Linked DNA regions of Mus musculus: region 1 is linked to region 2. A link is a contact called in ENCODE Hi-C or POLR2A ChIA-PET data. All regions are on one chromosome and are shown on one strand. The core of a region is the stretch at or near the end of the contact, and the rest is flanking DNA. Distances in the headings are between cores, read along the strand shown. Region 1 overlaps Pvt1 (Pvt1 oncogene). Region 2 overlaps Pvt1 (Pvt1 oncogene).

Region 1 (3,141 bases), core at 576-3,075, 39 kb after region 2:
GTATAAAATGGGTGGTAACAGGGTCTCTCTCAGGGAAGAGTTTGGGGGTTAAACCAGATACAATTAGGACAGGCCTAACACAAACCAAGGGACTTGGACAGAGTCTCATTATCATCAGGTTACCAATTTACAAGTGACCTCACAGAGAGAGGGTCAGGAGCTTGCACATGAGATGGGTTAGTCCTTTTTCCAATGGGAGCTCCTTCCTTGCCCTGTCCTACGTACCTAGTCATAACTATGTAGGTTGTTTTTGTAGCTTCCCAGTCTTCCTTGATTAACCACAAGATGGGGGTGAGCTGGGGGGAAGAAATACCCGGCTGATGCTTATGGAGTTAATTAAGATTTTCCTGGGTTTCATTTGTTCTCCTGGTTAGCACGAAGATAAATCCTCCAAATGGCTGGGAGGGTTTCGGCTGACAGTGCATTGTGAATTCACATAGCATTTGCATCTTCCTGGGGATGATAAATGTTTAGATAACGACAAACAACGGGGAGGGGGAAAGAGAAAACTGGGGGAATTCAGGTGGGGCTGATCAGATTGGCCCCCCTCCGTGGTGTGATGAACCAGCGATAAACGGCTTAACTGACATATCTGATGCCCTCTGCTTCCCATGTAAGACTGAGGAAAGTGGCTTAGTTTTGTTGTCTGATGAAGCCAATGCCTTCCTGATGCTTCTGTGGGCTGATGTGAACCCGGTTCTCACATATATATCAAATGGCATGGTGTCTGGGTGGACACCAACGTCCAGGATTTTACATGTTCTACTTTATTGGACATTCCCAATGTGCCAGTGTTCGATTTAATTTTCCTAGCAGTTCCAAAGGTGAAAAAGCTGTATAATCGTCATCCTGCAAGTGTTGAAATGGAAGATGGGAGGGGTCCAGTCCCCAGCTAGCACGCACTCTAAGATGGGATCCCTTCCCTGGGGCTTCTGGACACACCTTTCTCCATCATCTGCTTGCTACCCAACAAGTGTCCACGTTTAGTCCGTAGGTGGCAGGTTGCTGCTTCCTGCAGATTCAGACATCAAGGGCCCTCAGAAGACACTCTGACTACCAGCAAGAGGCTGGATACCTGAAGCCTGTGGAAGTGACAGGGCCTTTTCTGTTTATAGTCACTGCTCTCCCGCAGTCTCTGGAAGTCATAAACCTAAGCCAGCCAGTGCTCAGGAGGATGACTGGAGGCTGTGCCTTTTTGTCTGCTAGGGGACAGTGAATGCAGGTGTGACAGGCAGGGCTGGTGGAAGAGGAAGCTTGCTCCTTGCTCTCTAGTTCAGACCGTTTTTCCTGGATTCCTAGCTGATTACATGGCGCCTCCAATGATCAGATTGAGGAGAGGAAGCCAGAAAGTTCTGGCATTTTCCTACTAAATCCTCACCAGTTTAAATCAGCACCCTGTCTAGTCCCCCCCCCCCCCCACCAACCCATCCCACTTGAGACAGGGTCTCAGGTACCACAGGCTAGCCTCAAACTTAATGGACAGCAGAGAATGACTCTAAGCTTCAGCCTCTATCTCCTGGTTGCTGTGATCACAAGTTTGCACCACATAGTCTGGTTTTATTAGGTGCTATGCATCGAATCCAGTTCTTCTGGATTTTGTACTGAGTTACTTCCCAGCCCAGAAGGACTTCTTTTGAATGATCACCTCAGCGATTCTACATGTGGGGTAGCCCAAGCCGCAGTCTTACTGAGGGTGTAAACAGAAGGGGAGGGGTGTGTGTGTGTGGGGGGAGAGTGATAGCTGAAGAAAGTACACATTCCACACCCAGCCCCTTCCTGACTCTGGTTCCCTGGAACTGCAAACAAGGAGCTGATTCACATGGCTGGCTCCGGGGCCCCCCTCGCTGGAGTTGAGAACCTGTGCCTTCCACTGACGGGGAGGAAATTCCATTTCAGTTATTCCGTGCTATGAGTTGCTCGGGGCATTCTCTATCTTGATTTTTAGGGCTGCGTCATCTTTTTGGAATTCGCACCCCCCTCCCAGTTTTCTTTCTTTGGGTGATATATCGAGGTGAAAGCTTAGTACAAATCTACAGGGCACAGTCATTCTCTGGCATCTAGGGCTTCATGTTTTTCGGAGGCTGGTCTGTTAGGGGCATGGATGCAATTGCCTTCTCCATCTTCCCACATCCATTTCTTAACCCTTCATGGGACTTCCGATGGGACACTCTATTTTGGAGGGCTGCAGTGTGTTACAACTCTTGGAAAGACTCCTTGAGGTGTAGTAGAAGAGGCCACCACCGTCAGTGTCCCAGTGAAGAAGTAAGGAACGCTGTCTCAGAGGTACACCAGCCTCATCACCAAAGCTGCCATCCAGCAGACTGTTCGGCTAGTTTCCTGACTCTTCCAGCTGATCCCCGTCTCCACCTGATCTTGGTTTCACACCTGCCACAGTGTCTGTAAATCCCCTTCTGGCTTCCTTGACAGACTCAGCTGCTCTGCCTCTCAGCTCACGGCCACTGTGTCCTTTTCTTTGAGGTGTCCTGTCTCTCCCATGAGACTGAACATTTCCGGGGAGAAGTGGTAGCTTTGGATCCACTGCCTATTCAGAGCCATTTATCTGGGGTGAGTTCATGTTTGCCAAAGAACTCTCCAGAGCCCTGTTTGACACTTTTAAGTGTATATGAGTGTGTACTAGACTACACAGGCCATCTCTTCCTTTTCTTCTTCCTCTCTGCGGCTGTTTCTGATCCAGAGTACCACTGAGGGAATAAGTGGCTGCTGCCCCTGTATTCATAGGATCATTCCCAAAAGTCCTACCTCCTGCTCCTCAAATTCAATGAAAAAGCAGCCATGTAGTTATGAAGGTATTTGCAGAGATGTGTGGGTGTGGGGCATGGGATGAAGGCAGAGTGAACCTAACCTGGCCATTTGTAGCTTGTGCTCTGGTAGCATAGGAGTCTAGATTCTTTATTCTCCAAGCTAATTTAGGAGATTGGTTCAAGGACCATGGAGGAGATGCAGGCACAAACAAGTTCAATATGTGCAGGGATCTCTGTGGGGTGAGGGACAGCTGATCACTGAAGCACTCAGTAGATGCACACAGGATGGGACCTTTCACTGTAGTTCTGAGCATGGAAGACATGTTTATAATCTGCCTTTGAGATTGAAGATCGATCTAACTCGTGCTCCATAGGAAAT
Region 2 (3,233 bases), core at 374-2,873:
AAACAAAAAAAAAAAATATATATATATATATATATATATATATATATATATATATATATATAAAACAATTGAATGGTATACTTTGCAGCATCTCAGCAAGACGAGGAGGTAAAGCCAGAGAACCAAAACAAGGCTGAGTAAAATGAGCTGAGGCCATTGGCCATTCCTTATTATCAGGAAGACATAGGTGACTACCTACCTTTCTCAACTTCTGGTCCCTTCCTCCCTCCCTCCCTCCCTCCCTCCCTCCCTCCCTCCCTCCCTCCCTCCCTCCCTCCCTCTCTCCCTCTTTTTTCTTCCTTCCTTCCTTCCTTCCTTCCTTCCTTCCTTCCTTCCTTCCTTCCTTCCTTCCTTCCTTTCTTTCTCTCTCTCTTTCTCTCTTTCTCTCTATTTTTGAGACAGGGTCTCTAAGTAGTCCTGGCTGTCCTTGAGCTTGCTATGAAGGCCAGGCTAGTCTCTAACTCAAAGATTGTCCTGCCTCTGCCTCTCAAACACTGGGGCCAAGGGTATGTGGCCACCATGCCCAGCCTTAAGTGAATGACCTGGATGCTCTTTGATAGTGATCCCTCCAGGGGCTTGGCCCGCCTTTGCTCTAATATAGAGCATGCTCTTCAGCTTGTAGGGCAATGCTCTTGTGACTTTGCCAACCTAGAGGTTGCTGAGAAAGAAAGCAAGTTTCTCACTTCTCCTGGAAGTCTGTATGGAAGAGCTGCAGCAGGAGCTGCACAGGTCCCATAAAGAAGGAATAGAATAGAGGGACTCTGCGGGAGGGGAGGGGCATGCTGATGTAGAGGTCTCCACAGTATATCTTGACTCAAGCTGGTTGTGACAGAAGCTTTCTGTAGGGGTGTATTTGCTGGGCTGAGTAACCAAAGTTGAGTTCTAATAAATAAAGATGAATGAAGAAGGAGGGAAATGTGGGAGGTTGGGGATGGGGGTGGTACAAGATACTCTCTGAGTCTGTGTGCCATTCAGAGTAATTTACACTGGGGGTCCCATTGTGCCCTTGGGCCCAGGCTCTATTTTGCCCCTTTGTTCCCTGTTCTATCCTAGCAGGGATGCTTGCTGACTTCCTGGCCATCCCCACCCCTTCTTGGGTCCTGGATCCTGCTTCCTTTCTCCCCCGCTTCACAATGATCTCATCCCAGCCGGGAAATGGGACTTTTGTTGCCCCTGCCTATTTGGCCTGGCCCAGTGTCAGGCCCATCACGTGCCCCTGCTGGGATACCGAGTGTATGAATCTCAGGCAGTGGGCAAGGCTGGCAGGGGAGGGCATTCCTCTGGACTGAGCTGTGCTGGTAGCTTGGCACACCCCCCCCCCCCCCTTCTAGAAGTGACTCAAAAGCTTTTCTGCATGCTCTTCTAGTGGACTGCTGAGTCATTCTCTGAGTCACAAGTGGTACAGCTGTGTACTCAACAGTGAGCCCTTGTGTGGGACCCAGATGGGCTGTCCTGACTCTTGGGGCATTTAAAGGCAGTTCACACTGGCATTTGACCCTCTCTGTCCTCCTCAAGGACTCTTTTACCCTGATTCCTTTCTAGGCCTATGTGTGTAGGCTAGGGAGTGATACACACCTCGGGCTGCCAGCTAGGATTCAGAATCCAAAAGTTCAATTCAAGTCAGCAGCTGGCTGACAGGCAGGGAGCCAGGGCGGTGATTAAGCAAGCTGGGGCAAGAGTGAAGTAGGGCAGATTCCTGGGCCCTAGGTGCGTCTCAGGAAGATCAGCCAACTTTCTTGTATCGTGCGTGTTTTGGGAGCATCCTGAAGCTACCTTGAGAATTCAATCTTTTTTTTTTTTTTTTTTTTTTTTTTTTTTTTTTTTTTAGTGAACAAGTGGAAGAATTCTTGTGTATTAAATCTCACTGTCCTTATACCCATTTGGTGTTTGAAGGAATGGGGTCTAGTAGATGATACCAGTTCAGAGGCAGAGTGAGAAGCATAAGTCAGAATATCAGAGTATCTAGAATTTGATGCTCAGACCTGCCTGACTCAGTTTAGCACCCCTCCCCCAAACCCCCACCCAATCTGGTTGCCTCGAGTCTTCCTCTTAAGGCAGCTGTCCTGTAGTGCAGGAAGCCAACTCCCAAGGTAAAATGTCTTTAGACAAATAAAAATGTCTTTAGAAGGCCTAGGCTCTCTATGGGGTGAGACTGAATGCTGAGGCCCGATCTGGCCTCTGATAGAGGAGGGCTTTCAACTGTTGGGGGCAGGGAACAGCTAGGAGCTTGGCAGGGAGGACTCTGTATATACTGTATCTGTCCGGTAGCACTGGAGATAGAGCCCTAGCTGACCCTGAGTGGAAAGATGGTTGGTTGCATAGTTGTGCTAGCACAGGACATACTGCAAGGGTTTGGGCTCTAGAACTTTTCCTCTGCTCATGTGGCTTTGGTGGAGTCACCTCTGCCGGCTAGTGCTAGTTCTAAAGCCTAACCCATCCTTTGGGAAGGAGTCTGTTTTATGGCTTCCTAGGTAAGGCTGATGACCCATGTGTTAGTGCTGATGTGAGCCACTTGTGGAAGTGGTCCAGTGTTCAGCCACCACTTATCCACTGGGGCCAGATGGGCTAGACCTCAAAGATCTGTAGGGCAAGATGGAAAACAGTCATCCTTTGAATTCACCAGGAACCTCATGACTAGAGAGATGATTAGGAGGCCATTGTTACCTTCTATGGAAGGTGATGAGTGAGCTGGAAAGAGCTTTGGGTATGGACACGCTTCGAAGGCGGGCATTTTGAATAGTAGCATAAAGGCAGATGGTGATGGGGAAATTTCTAATAGAGTGTTGCTGTAGAACAAGGTTGTTCCCAACCTTCTGATCCCCCCTTCCCTGTCTTCCTAGTGCAGTTATAGGCTATGCCACCAGATTTCTGGTTTTGATAGAAGCTTTCAGAACTCTCTTGTGTCCAGGAATGATTCATTTTCTAAGGACATCATCCAGCATTGGGGCCTTTCAAAAAGGATGGCCATGTGAGTAGTTTTTCACAAACTGATGTACAACAGTTGCCTCTGTGATCTGGACCTACCTTTTTGATCCTTTCCTTTTTTCTACCTCGGGATTCATTTTTAGTGACACTATAAAAATATATCCTATTATGTTTATTTTATTTATGTGTGCACGTATGAATTCGTGTGTGGCAAGGCAGTGTTGGCTCACGCCTTTAATCCCAGCACTTGGGAGGCAGAGGCAGGCAGATCTCTGAGTTCGAGGCCAGCCTGATCTACAGAGTGAGTT

The links. A loop is a pair of places that touch in the nucleus more often than their neighbours do. ChIA-PET counts read pairs that join two places held with the same protein, here RNA polymerase II (POLR2A).
Region 1: a map of T-helper 17 cell shows a loop between it and region 2 (2.3-fold over the local background). The contact joins two enhancer-like sites. A Hi-C loop is called at or near these places in 2 of 37 maps with a recorded cell type or tissue (T-helper 17 cell and T-helper 2 cell). POLR2A ChIA-PET finds 5 or more read pairs at or near these places in 3 of 5 experiments (Patski and embryonic stem cell).

What each region holds. Positions count from the first base shown.
Region 1 is chr15:62,117,351-62,120,491 of GRCm38, forward strand. The region is part of intron 1 of Pvt1 (Pvt1 oncogene); the gene reads left to right. Among named protein-coding and RNA genes, the nearest start is that of Pvt1, 81 kb to the left of the region's middle. Within about 2 kb of position 1,826, at least 1 of the 3 ENCODE cell types and tissues checked has a DNase peak (open chromatin) inside an H3K27ac peak, as active enhancers do.
Region 2 is chr15:62,078,195-62,081,427 of GRCm38, forward strand. All of the region lies in intron 1 of Pvt1 (Pvt1 oncogene), which reads left to right. Among named protein-coding and RNA genes, the nearest start is that of Pvt1, 42 kb to the left of the region's middle. Within about 2 kb of position 1,624, at least 2 of the 3 ENCODE cell types and tissues checked have a DNase peak (open chromatin) inside an H3K27ac peak, as active enhancers do.